Linked DNA regions of Homo sapiens: all the other regions are linked to region 1. The links are chromatin contacts, found by Hi-C in ENCODE. All regions are on one chromosome and are shown on one strand. The core of a region is the stretch at or near the end of the contact, and the rest is flanking DNA. Distances in the headings are between cores, read along the strand shown.

The links. Hi-C counts contacts between places; a loop is a spot of excess contacts on that map. Pooled maps may share reads with other maps.
Region 2: a pooled map shows a loop between it and region 1 (16-fold over the local background). The contact joins the promoter of NLN here to the promoter of BDP1 in region 1. A Hi-C loop is called at or near these places in 7 of 50 pooled maps.
Region 3: a loop to region 1 is called in a pooled map, with 14 times the contacts of the local background. The contact joins the promoter of ADAMTS6 here to the promoter of BDP1 in region 1. A Hi-C loop is called at or near these places in 4 of 50 pooled maps.

What each region holds. Positions count from the first base shown.
Region 1 is chr5:71,453,886-71,456,958 of GRCh38, reverse strand. It overlaps BDP1 (BDP1 general transcription factor IIIB subunit), which reads right to left and starts at 1,308. Exons shown (of 39, transcript NM_018429.3): 1 at 870-1,308. The coding sequence starts at 1,081. RefSeq lists enhancers at 521-1,446, 1,447-2,373.
Region 2 is chr5:65,720,816-65,724,005 of GRCh38, reverse strand. NLN (neurolysin) reads right to left here and starts at 1,801. Exons shown (of 13, transcript NM_020726.5): 1 at 1,592-1,801. The coding sequence starts at 1,632. It overlaps SGTB (small glutamine rich tetratricopeptide repeat co-chaperone beta), which reads left to right and starts at 1,897. Exons shown (of 11, transcript NM_019072.3): 1 at 1,897-2,089; 2 at 3,177-3,190. RefSeq lists enhancers at 537-616, 389-1,210 and silencers at 1,487-2,096, 2,167-2,216, 2,277-2,326.
Region 3 is chr5:65,480,182-65,483,341 of GRCh38, reverse strand. It overlaps ADAMTS6 (ADAM metallopeptidase with thrombospondin type 1 motif 6), which reads left to right and starts at 1,422. Exons shown (of 25, transcript NM_197941.4): 1 at 1,422-1,999. RefSeq lists enhancers at 1,220-1,269, 1,043-1,542, 1,310-1,669.

The DNA of each region.
Region 1 (3,073 bases), core at 59-2,558:
TCCAAAAATAAATAAATGTTTCACCTTCCTATCACAGCATAAACAGAATTTGTACTATCTCACTTCACTTAACAAGGCTGTTTACTGATTTCCTCATATATATAGAAACAGAGACCATCTTAGCCTAACATGTCTTAAATTTACTCCATCACCTTTCTAAAAAACTAGTAACTTTTTGCGGGCAACTATTCTGCTATATCCCCTGCAAGGTAGTTAATATGAATTATCTCCAATCTGCACCAAAACGCTCCAAGTAGGCAATATTATTCCCATTTTGCAGATGAGCAAATTCTGCCTGAGAAAAGTTTACCTGTAGACTAAAAGAGTCCTGAATCCAAATATGATACATGACGCTAAAGCCATGCTTCTCTATTCAGGAAACACGGTCACCATAGTTAAAGAGGCACACTTCAATTAAGTGACCAGAACTCTTACTCACTGACATAAATCGGTAAAGCCAAAGCAATACTTATCTTCTCCTTTAAAAAATAAATATTTTATAAATTGAAAGACAAAAACACTTCCCTGCAAAGCACTCCAGAAGGATGAAAACTATAGTGACCTAAATTCTCAAATGAATAGTGTGGATATTCTTCACTTCAGGACTGCCATACCCCGATTCTCCCTACCACCACTTGAAGACATGGTCTCCTCTCGGAGAATCTATAGACCGTGACAAAATCCACACAAGCCACACCCTGCAGGTCAGACAACTAAACTGCAGTTTGGAGTGGTTTCATCAAGCCTCAACTGAAAGGCTTACTGCAAACGAGAGCGGACTCCTGTGATAAAATTCATTTGCTCAGCTTCCAGGTGACATGCCCGGAGAGGCGGGACAAATGAAAATTCTTCCCTCTGCAACCTCTTACCTGCTCCTAGGAGCCTTTTCTTGGGGCTCCGCTCCACCGAAATCGACTGTGGGCACATCTGTGGGCTCCGCGGGCTTGGAAGCAGAGTCCGTGGCAGGATCCGGCGGCCTGGGAGACTCCCGTCCACGCTGGGGATTGGAAGCTGTGGAGCCCCTGGCGCCTACACCAGGCCTGACATTCGGCTTCACGCTAAGGCGTGCCCTGCGGAACATGGCGGAGGCAGGGGGCCCGGGGAGGCAGCCTCACGGCCGCTCACAGCCCCGAGCCCCGGCGGCTGCCCGGAAAGGGGATTAGGAACTACGCCCTCCCCACAAAGCCACACCACCAGCTCAGGGGGCAGCTACCGTAGTTTCACTGCCCCGCCGCCGCCTCCTCCTCTCTCCCGCCGCCGCCGCTTTTTCATGACCCTGCCACACACCGATGGCTAAATTTCACCCTCCTCCCAGCATCCCCGCGCTCACAGGACGCCGCAACTGATTGCGCCATCAGCCAGCGCCGCAGAATGACGTCAGACGCACAGCACTGGGAGCCATGGTAACTACCAAGCTACTGAGACTGGGTTACCTGCGGACCAGAAATTGAGATGCAGAGATATTTGCTCTTTCTTCTCCAGGAGTCCTTAGGAGTAGTTGAAAAGAGGAACAGAAGAAAGTCCACTTCTCTGCTCAAACCTTTACTGGAACTATTAAAATCGCTGGCCGATTTTGTCTTTTGAAGATCCTGAAGGGTTTAGAAATTCTAAATTGAGTAGACATAGATTAAAAATGCTGGTGTGAAGAAACTGATAATAGTTACCTCCCAGGAGAGGAATGTGTTTCTGGAAAACACGTCGTGGTAGGAAGACCATTTACCGTACGCCTTTGTGTACTTTTTTGTTTTTGTCCTTTGAGACAGGGTCTTGCTCTGTCGCCTAGGCTGGAGTGTGCAGTTGCGCGATCTTGGCTCACTGCAGCCTCCACCTCTCGGGCTCAGGCGATCCTCCCGTCACAGCCTCCCAAGTTGCTGGGACCACAGGCACGCGCCACGACACCCGGCTAATTTTTTTTTTCTCGTATATTTAGTAGAGACGGGGTTCATCATGTTGCTTAGGCTGATCTTGAACTCCTAGGCTCAAGCGAGCCACCCATTTGGCCTCCCAAAGTGCTGGGATTACAGACGTGAGCCACCACGCCCAACCTCCTTGTGTACTTTTTAATATGAATGTATCACCCGAGATCGTACCACTACACTCCAGCCTGTTTAAAAATTATTATAGTTGAAACCTTGTAAATTATTGTGAGTGTTCTTAATCTGCTTCAGGAGGTAGCAGTAAACAAGACGTTCTGGATTTGGGAGGAGAAAATACAAAAAAGAAATGAACAAGATATTTTTAAAATGTATCAGGCCCGGCGTGGGTGCCTCATGCCTGTAATCCCAGCATTTTAGGAGGCTAAGGCAAGGCAGATTGCTTGAGGTCAGGAGTTCGAGACCAGCCTGGCCAACATGGTTAAACTCCATCTCTACTAAAAATACAAAAATGAGCCAGGCCTGGTGGTGCAAGCCTGTAATCCCAGCTATGGGAGGCTGAGACAGGAGAATGGCTTGAACCCTGGAGGTGGAGGCTGCCGGGAGCCAAGATGGCACCACTGCACTCTAGCCTAGGCAACAGAATGAGTGAGACTCTGTCTTAAAATAAATGAATTAATTAATTAATTGCAATAAAATAAAGTATATCAAATGTCATGAAATAAATTTAAGGGTTGAATGCCGGGTATGGCGAGGCACGCCTATAATCCCAGCTACTGTGGAGACTGAAGTGGGAGGATCTCTTGAGCCCAAGACTTCCAGACCAACCTGCTCAAAATATTGAGACCCCTAAAACAAATTACCTACATGCGGTGGCTGTGATGGCTCCCACCTCTAGCTCCAGCTACCTGGAAGGCTGAGGCAGGAGGTCCAGGCTGCAGTGAGCTATGATAGTGCCACTGCCCTCCAGCATGGGTGACAAAGTGAAACCTTGTCCTTAAAACAAAAATTTAATAATAAGAAGAAAAAAAAGAGAGAAATGTACAGGATGATGTGATAGAAAGTAATGGGAGGGAGGCTGGCAGTAGAGTGGCTAGGGAAGTCCTCTATGATGAGAGGAAAAATAGCCAGAGCTGAGGTTGGCCTTGGAGGTATTGGGCCAATGTTTGAACCAGTGATACAAATCCCCTGACTCATGG
Region 2 (3,190 bases), core at 552-3,051, 5.7 Mb after region 1:
TAGCCTATTTATTAGTTTTGTAAATTAACAACTACTTTAATTTTTTTCCAGCTTTAATGTCTAATATGGTAAATATAGACAGATATACCACACAAACAGAAGCTCTTAGGTCCACGGTAATTTTTGAAAGGTAAAGGGGTCCTGAGAATAAAAAGTTTGAGAATTGTTCTTTTTTTTTTTTTTTTTTTTTTGAGACGGAGTCTTGCTCTGTCGCCCAGGCTAGAGTACAGTGGTGCGATCTCGGCTCACTGCAAGCTTCGCCTCCCGGGTTCATGCCATTCTCCTGCCTCAGCCTCCCGAGTAGCTGGGACTACAGGCGCCCGCCACCACGCCCGGCTAATTTTTTGTATTTTTTAGTAGAGACGGGGTTTCACCGTGTTAGCCAGGATGGTCTCGATCTCCTGACCTCGTGATCCACCCGCCTCGGCCTCCCAAAGTGCTGGGATTACAGGCATGAGCCACAGCGCCCGGCCGAGAATTGCTCTTATATGAAGATTTATTCCCTCCTCTCACCCCTGCATTATGTGAAGTCTTCATTTCTTGGTATAACTTCATTTGACAGCTATATCGATTGCAGCCTGGAGACTAGCAAAAAACGACAGGCTGAAATATGGTCACCAATCACCACATTAACTCTTTGTAATTAACCACTGTCGCCTGCCTGCTCCCTAACTCTACGGACTGAGCAACACAAAGCTCCATCCACACAGACGAGTGGCAATGTGCAAAAGGGAACTGTAGAAAGCTTAAATGCTGACATGTTACAAAGTAGTTTTGTTGATAGCTAGCAAGAAGCACACATTTTCTTTATTCTGTTGAATCTTCATTTGGATTTACAGTTCTGGGCAGATTTGGAAACGGGGATGGTGGCGGCATTGTTTCCGAAAACCAGCGCATCCGTGCAAAGAATTTAATTCCCTCACCATCTTGCTACTGGTCTGTTGCAGTGGGGTGTGGTTAGAGGGCTAGGAAGCAATCCAAAACAGCAGCTCAGGCTGCCCAAAGCCGTGTCCAAGCGATCATTTTCTCCATTTTGGGCCAAGTCAATTTGCACCGGCAAGAGGCAGAATGTTTGTTTTATGGGGAGGAGGAAAATAAAAAAGGAAGTCAGAGAGCATGGACGGAAACAAGCAACACCACCAAAGAGGTTTCATCTCGGGTGGATGTTAAACGATTGGAATGCTAATAATGGGCGCGAGGAGCAAACACAATTGTTCTGAGTCCACAGCTGCGGCACTTTTAATGACAGGTCTGTAGTTCTGCATTGGGATTGAACGTGAAATGATTTTCTTATCCAAACTATTTGCATTCATTTTGGGCCGCGTCTGTGACCAGCCTCGCTGACTGCGGCTGAGGCAGTCCCAAACAAAGAGGAATGGACGTCCTCCCGAGGGAGCGGAGGCGGGAAAGGTGGCCCCAGGTGGCCGCGCCAGGTGTCCCCCAGGGGTCCACCTTGCAAGCCGCGGGGAGGGTGCGTCCCGGGAGCGTCGGAGAGGCGCGGTCGGGAAGGGGTGGGTCCGGGCTCCAGGCACCACACGGCGAAAGACCCCGCCCTGCCCACGGCCAAGGTTAACCCGCGCGCTGGAGGTACCTGCGGAGGCTTCGCACAGCCAAAAGGCACCGGGCGATCATGGGAGCGCTGAGAGGCTGGCGGCGGCGGGCGCGTGGTCCTTCGGCGTGGGGCGGCGAGGCGGGCGGCAGCGCCTGGGCGCCCGGGAGTCTCGAGCCGGCCTAGCCGCAGAGGCCACAGTGGCTGCCTGGCCAGCGCCCTCCCACGTGCGGCAGCTCCACGCCGGCGCCTACCAGCCCCGCCCCGCGCCGTGCCCCGCCCCAGCTCGCGTGTCTGGCCCCGCCCCAGCCCTCGCGTCCGGCCCCGCCCCAGGGGCGGTGCTGGCCAGACCCTGCCGCCTGAGAGAGAGCACAGCCTGGTGGGTTCTGGGGTCTACGGCCTAGGGGCCGGGGAAGTTTGCGCCGCCGCGACCAGTGCTGCGATCCCGAGCCGGGCTCCAGCCCCGAGGACCAGGGGTCGGGCGGGCCTGCCTACGGAACCCCGCGGGCCAGCAGCAGTCGTCTCGCGTCCTCCTGCTTGGTAAGGGGCTTCTGTCTGGCAAGGGTGCGCCTCCCGCCGCTCCGGACCGGGGCCCGCACCGGCACCCGCTGCACACCGGGCAGGGCCGAGGCGAGGCCGGGTACCTGAGGGAGGACGGAAGGGAGGGGGAGCTCGATGCGCTCTGGGGAGAGGAAGGGGGAGAAGCCTATTTCCCTCTTCTCACCCCTTTTCCCCCCATTCTGTTTTTACCTTCTGCCCTGGGGCCTTATTTAGTGCTTATGACCCCGTGGCCTAGAGGCTGACATCGCCTTTAAAATAACTACACAAATAATAAACATTATAGCGGCGGGTACCACACCCTGGCTTTGAATTAGGGAACCTGGGGAGCAGATGGATGATGCGATTTGGTGGAAATCAGCCATGAATGCCGCCTGGCCCTGCGCCACTGTTTGGATGCGATAGTATTCCATGTGAATGAACATGACCGGGAGCTTCCAGCTTGTCCACGAGAGCACAGCCTCTGCAGGGAGCGCCGGTCGGCTTGTAGTATCCATCGACTTGGGCAGCGATTTCCTGACATGTCTGCTGATTAAATAGAAATGCCATTTTTATTAAGAACGACACTCACCACTTGAATAACCTTTCGCGAATGTGTTTCCTCATCAAATAACTCTCAACCTACAAAAGTGGGTAGAGTGTACATTATTAATACTTTTTTTAGATCCCATGAAAAAGAGGAAGATGCTTGGTATACATCAGCTTTTAGTCAGCAGTATGAAATGCCTCTTAACTTAGTACTGAGGCCTTTAGGGGATTTCTGTATGGTGAGATATGCAGTGACAGTCTAAGCTTATGCTGTACATGTTTTGAAGACATTTTTACTTATTCCAAGATTTAACATACTCGTATACCACTGGGTATTAATGAAAATATGTAATAAATTACCTTCACAATACTTTGTGCTCTCCTGACTCTTTACAAAGAGAAAAGATGAAAGGTCATACAGTTTTGTGTTTTGTTTTTACCTTTAATACACTTTATAACCCATATCATCTTTGTAATTTATGACTTTCCTGACTGATTCTTTAAAATAACTTAGTTCAGTGTTTTCATTTTTCTTATCAAGGAAAAGTGTTTAAG
Region 3 (3,160 bases), core at 173-2,672, 6.0 Mb after region 1:
ACCTACTACCTCCGGCGTAGGAAGAAAAAAAAAAATCAAATGGGCAATAATGTTAGCAGAAGCTTGATATTTAAGAGCTGGTATTCAGAAAGATCATCCTTCCTACCCCCTTCCCTCCGGTCCAGTTCTCCTTTCTGGTTCTCACCATCGGAAATTGACTTGGCATTAACTAAGGGCTGGAATTTCAAGGCGTCAATTTTCCCCTGCCCCCAACCTCGGAAACTCTTAAACAGCTCCCTATTCTACACTCAATGGTAGAGACAGATAAATGATGCAGCAGATTACACCGTTGAAAGGCAACATTTGTCCTGAGCTATTTTCACATTTTTTCCTGTTTCCGATGTATGTGCCAGACTTTGTTTGCTTGCTTAGGACATGGAAAACACTGGGCATTTTCTCCCCAGCGGCTTTCATTCTCAGCAAATGAAAGTGAAAGTGCTACATTGTAGCGGTATTTTATCCTTAAAGTCTGGACTGGCAGCTTGTGTGTAGGGGGGAGGGAGGGTGGGATTGGGAAGGTTGAAGAACCAGTTTTGAGGTTTTGTTTGTTTATCTTGAGATCGCAGCAGGGTTCCTGTTTTTTTCCCTTCCTTTTTTTTTTTGGTGGTGGGGTCCTACTTCGGATTTATTTTCATTTGGGCAGTCATTGAAGTTTCATTCAATGGACTGACTTAAAAAAATACACTCCACTTGTGGCTTTTCCCGGTTGCACTTTAAAACACCATCCAGTCTCACCCTCATCTGGAAATAATGCAAGCTTCTCTCTTCCTTCCCCCGCTCCCTCCTCCCCTACTTTTTTTTTTTCTTCTTCTTCTTCTTTTAAAGCTCCACATAACCTGAAGTCGATAATCAAATGGAAAATGTGCTGGTATTAGTTTACTTTAGTTTACTTTCCCTTTTGGTGCTAACCTTACTTGCTGAAGTATGTATAAAACACAGGCATTTTGTACACTTGTAGCTACTGAGTCTTGTGCCTGCTGCACGAATCTAAGCTTTAAGTTTCCTCAGAGGCACTGTTTGCGTGCAAGTTTTAACATTTTGATTGTGTGGATTTTAAAAATAAAATTACACGGAGAATGACACCAGAGATCTTAACAGTGACATTAGTCCATCTAAAGTCATTCATCCTTCTCCCTCCCCCTTCATTTTTCCAAGAAACAACTAATAGCAAACCAGGCTAGAATTTCTAAGAGAGTTTAGAGGAGGAGGAGGAAAAGAGGCGGAATGAGATAGGACAGAGAGGTTAGAGAGGCCAGAATTTCTCTCATTCACAGTGTGGAAAAGTTGACATTGTCTAAGCCCTTCTGAATGGCTGGTAGTTGGTTACCCCGATTGTACCTCTACCTCCCCTCCCCCTCCACGTGACGACCCAGGACACATGCGCACCCGACGCAGCCCAGGCACATCTGCAGACTGACGTCAGTGTGCTCTGCCTCCGAGGAAAAGCTGCCAAAATTTTCTCCTGCTGCAATTCAAGTTGGCTGGGGGCCGGTAGTGAGATCTAGGGCTACTTCAACAAAACTTTGCTGCCCTTCCTGCTCCTCTTGTCTTCTTTTCTCCTGATACCTTTTGATGCTCTGCACATGTTATTTGCATAGCAAAGGCACTAAGCTTTCCAGGAAGAGAGGGCACCACTTCCACCCCCAATAAGTCTTTTTTCCCGTCTTTTCTTTCTTTTCCTTTCCTTTTTTGGGGGGTGGGGAGGGAGAGAAAGGGGGTTTGCAAAGGCAGCATCTCAGAGTGATAGCCTAGATGTATTGAAGGCATCTCTTATTCTGCCAAATCGGAAAGTCAGTTCTCTAAAGCCCGGGTTAGCCAGACCATAGGGTTTTATTCTGGCTGCAGAATAACTGGCTGGTGTGGCTTTGCAAAGGGGGGCAAAAAATAAAAAAATAAAAAAAATTAAAAAAAGTTAGAGAGGAGAGGGAGTACGTGAGTCGTCCAGTGCAATCTCTATTGTCTGAAACTTACTTTTTATCAGAATTTGAAGATGAAAACGGTAAGGAAGACTTAACAATATTCAATGGAGCTTTTTTTTTTTAAACCAACAACTTGTGCTTTGCTTGTCTTCCGAATAACGCTTAGAAAACTTTTTTTCTGTGTGTGTGTTTTTTTTTTTTTTTTTAATGGCAATGAGTGAGCTTGACTGAACTCATTTTACAAATAGATATCTTTTTAACTCCAGACTTGTCGGGGGTTGTAGAATTCTGGGACTTGCAGTTATTTTATGATGCAAAAAAAATACGTTTATTTTATGAATATACAATACATGTTTTGTGAAGTGGACTTGATTATGATTATTGTAATCTTTTAACTGATCACCAAATAGTAATCCGGAAGGTAATAATGATGTGTGTGTTTTAAATTGATTTCCAGTTTTCTTACAGAAAAGTCTTATGCATTTTGTAGTTTCATGTCAGTGTCGTTAAGTCTTCAGACAAGTGCATATTTTATGCCTGGGCTCAGAGGGTAGCATTAATGTGCTAGCTGTAGCCCCGATGCTCTAGGACATGTTAAGCTCTTAATAGGCTAATCAAAGAGATGGAAACGTGTGTTTTTGATTTACTTTTGGCCACTTGGGACGTGCTAGACTCATAACCCTCCGGAGCCTTGTTTATCGGGGTAGGTCTGTATATATGGTGTATGGGACCAAAGTTCAGGGATTGAGGAGGGAGAGTGAGAGTGCAGGAATGGGGTATTGGGAAGCCTCTTTCTGATAATATGTGCTACAATTCCTGTCTTTGATGCTTTCTTTCCCTGTACTAGAGGAAAAGTGAGCGAGAGATTGAGAAAGCGCACTGAGAGGGAACAAGAGAGTGAGTTTCTTACTCTTGTTTTTATTTGAGCTGCCGGTGCAACGCGTTTGGGCCAGATGCCAACTGTCTGGGTCACACGCGTTTTATCCAAATAGATTTAGCGCTGCTGTCTGGAAATGGGCTGCTGAATGTTAACTTTAGGATCAACTCAACCAGGGCAGCTCAGACTGTTACCCTCTGTCTGGGCGAAGTGGAATGGTGGGGGCGGGGGGAGGTGAGGGTGTGCAGAGCAGAGAGAAAAAGGGAAACTGAACCATTGCTTGGAACTTTAAAAGAGACACTTGAGTGTGATTTTCAACATGTTCTTTTTATGTTCAAGTGTCGTGGACTAATTTTCTGTTCTT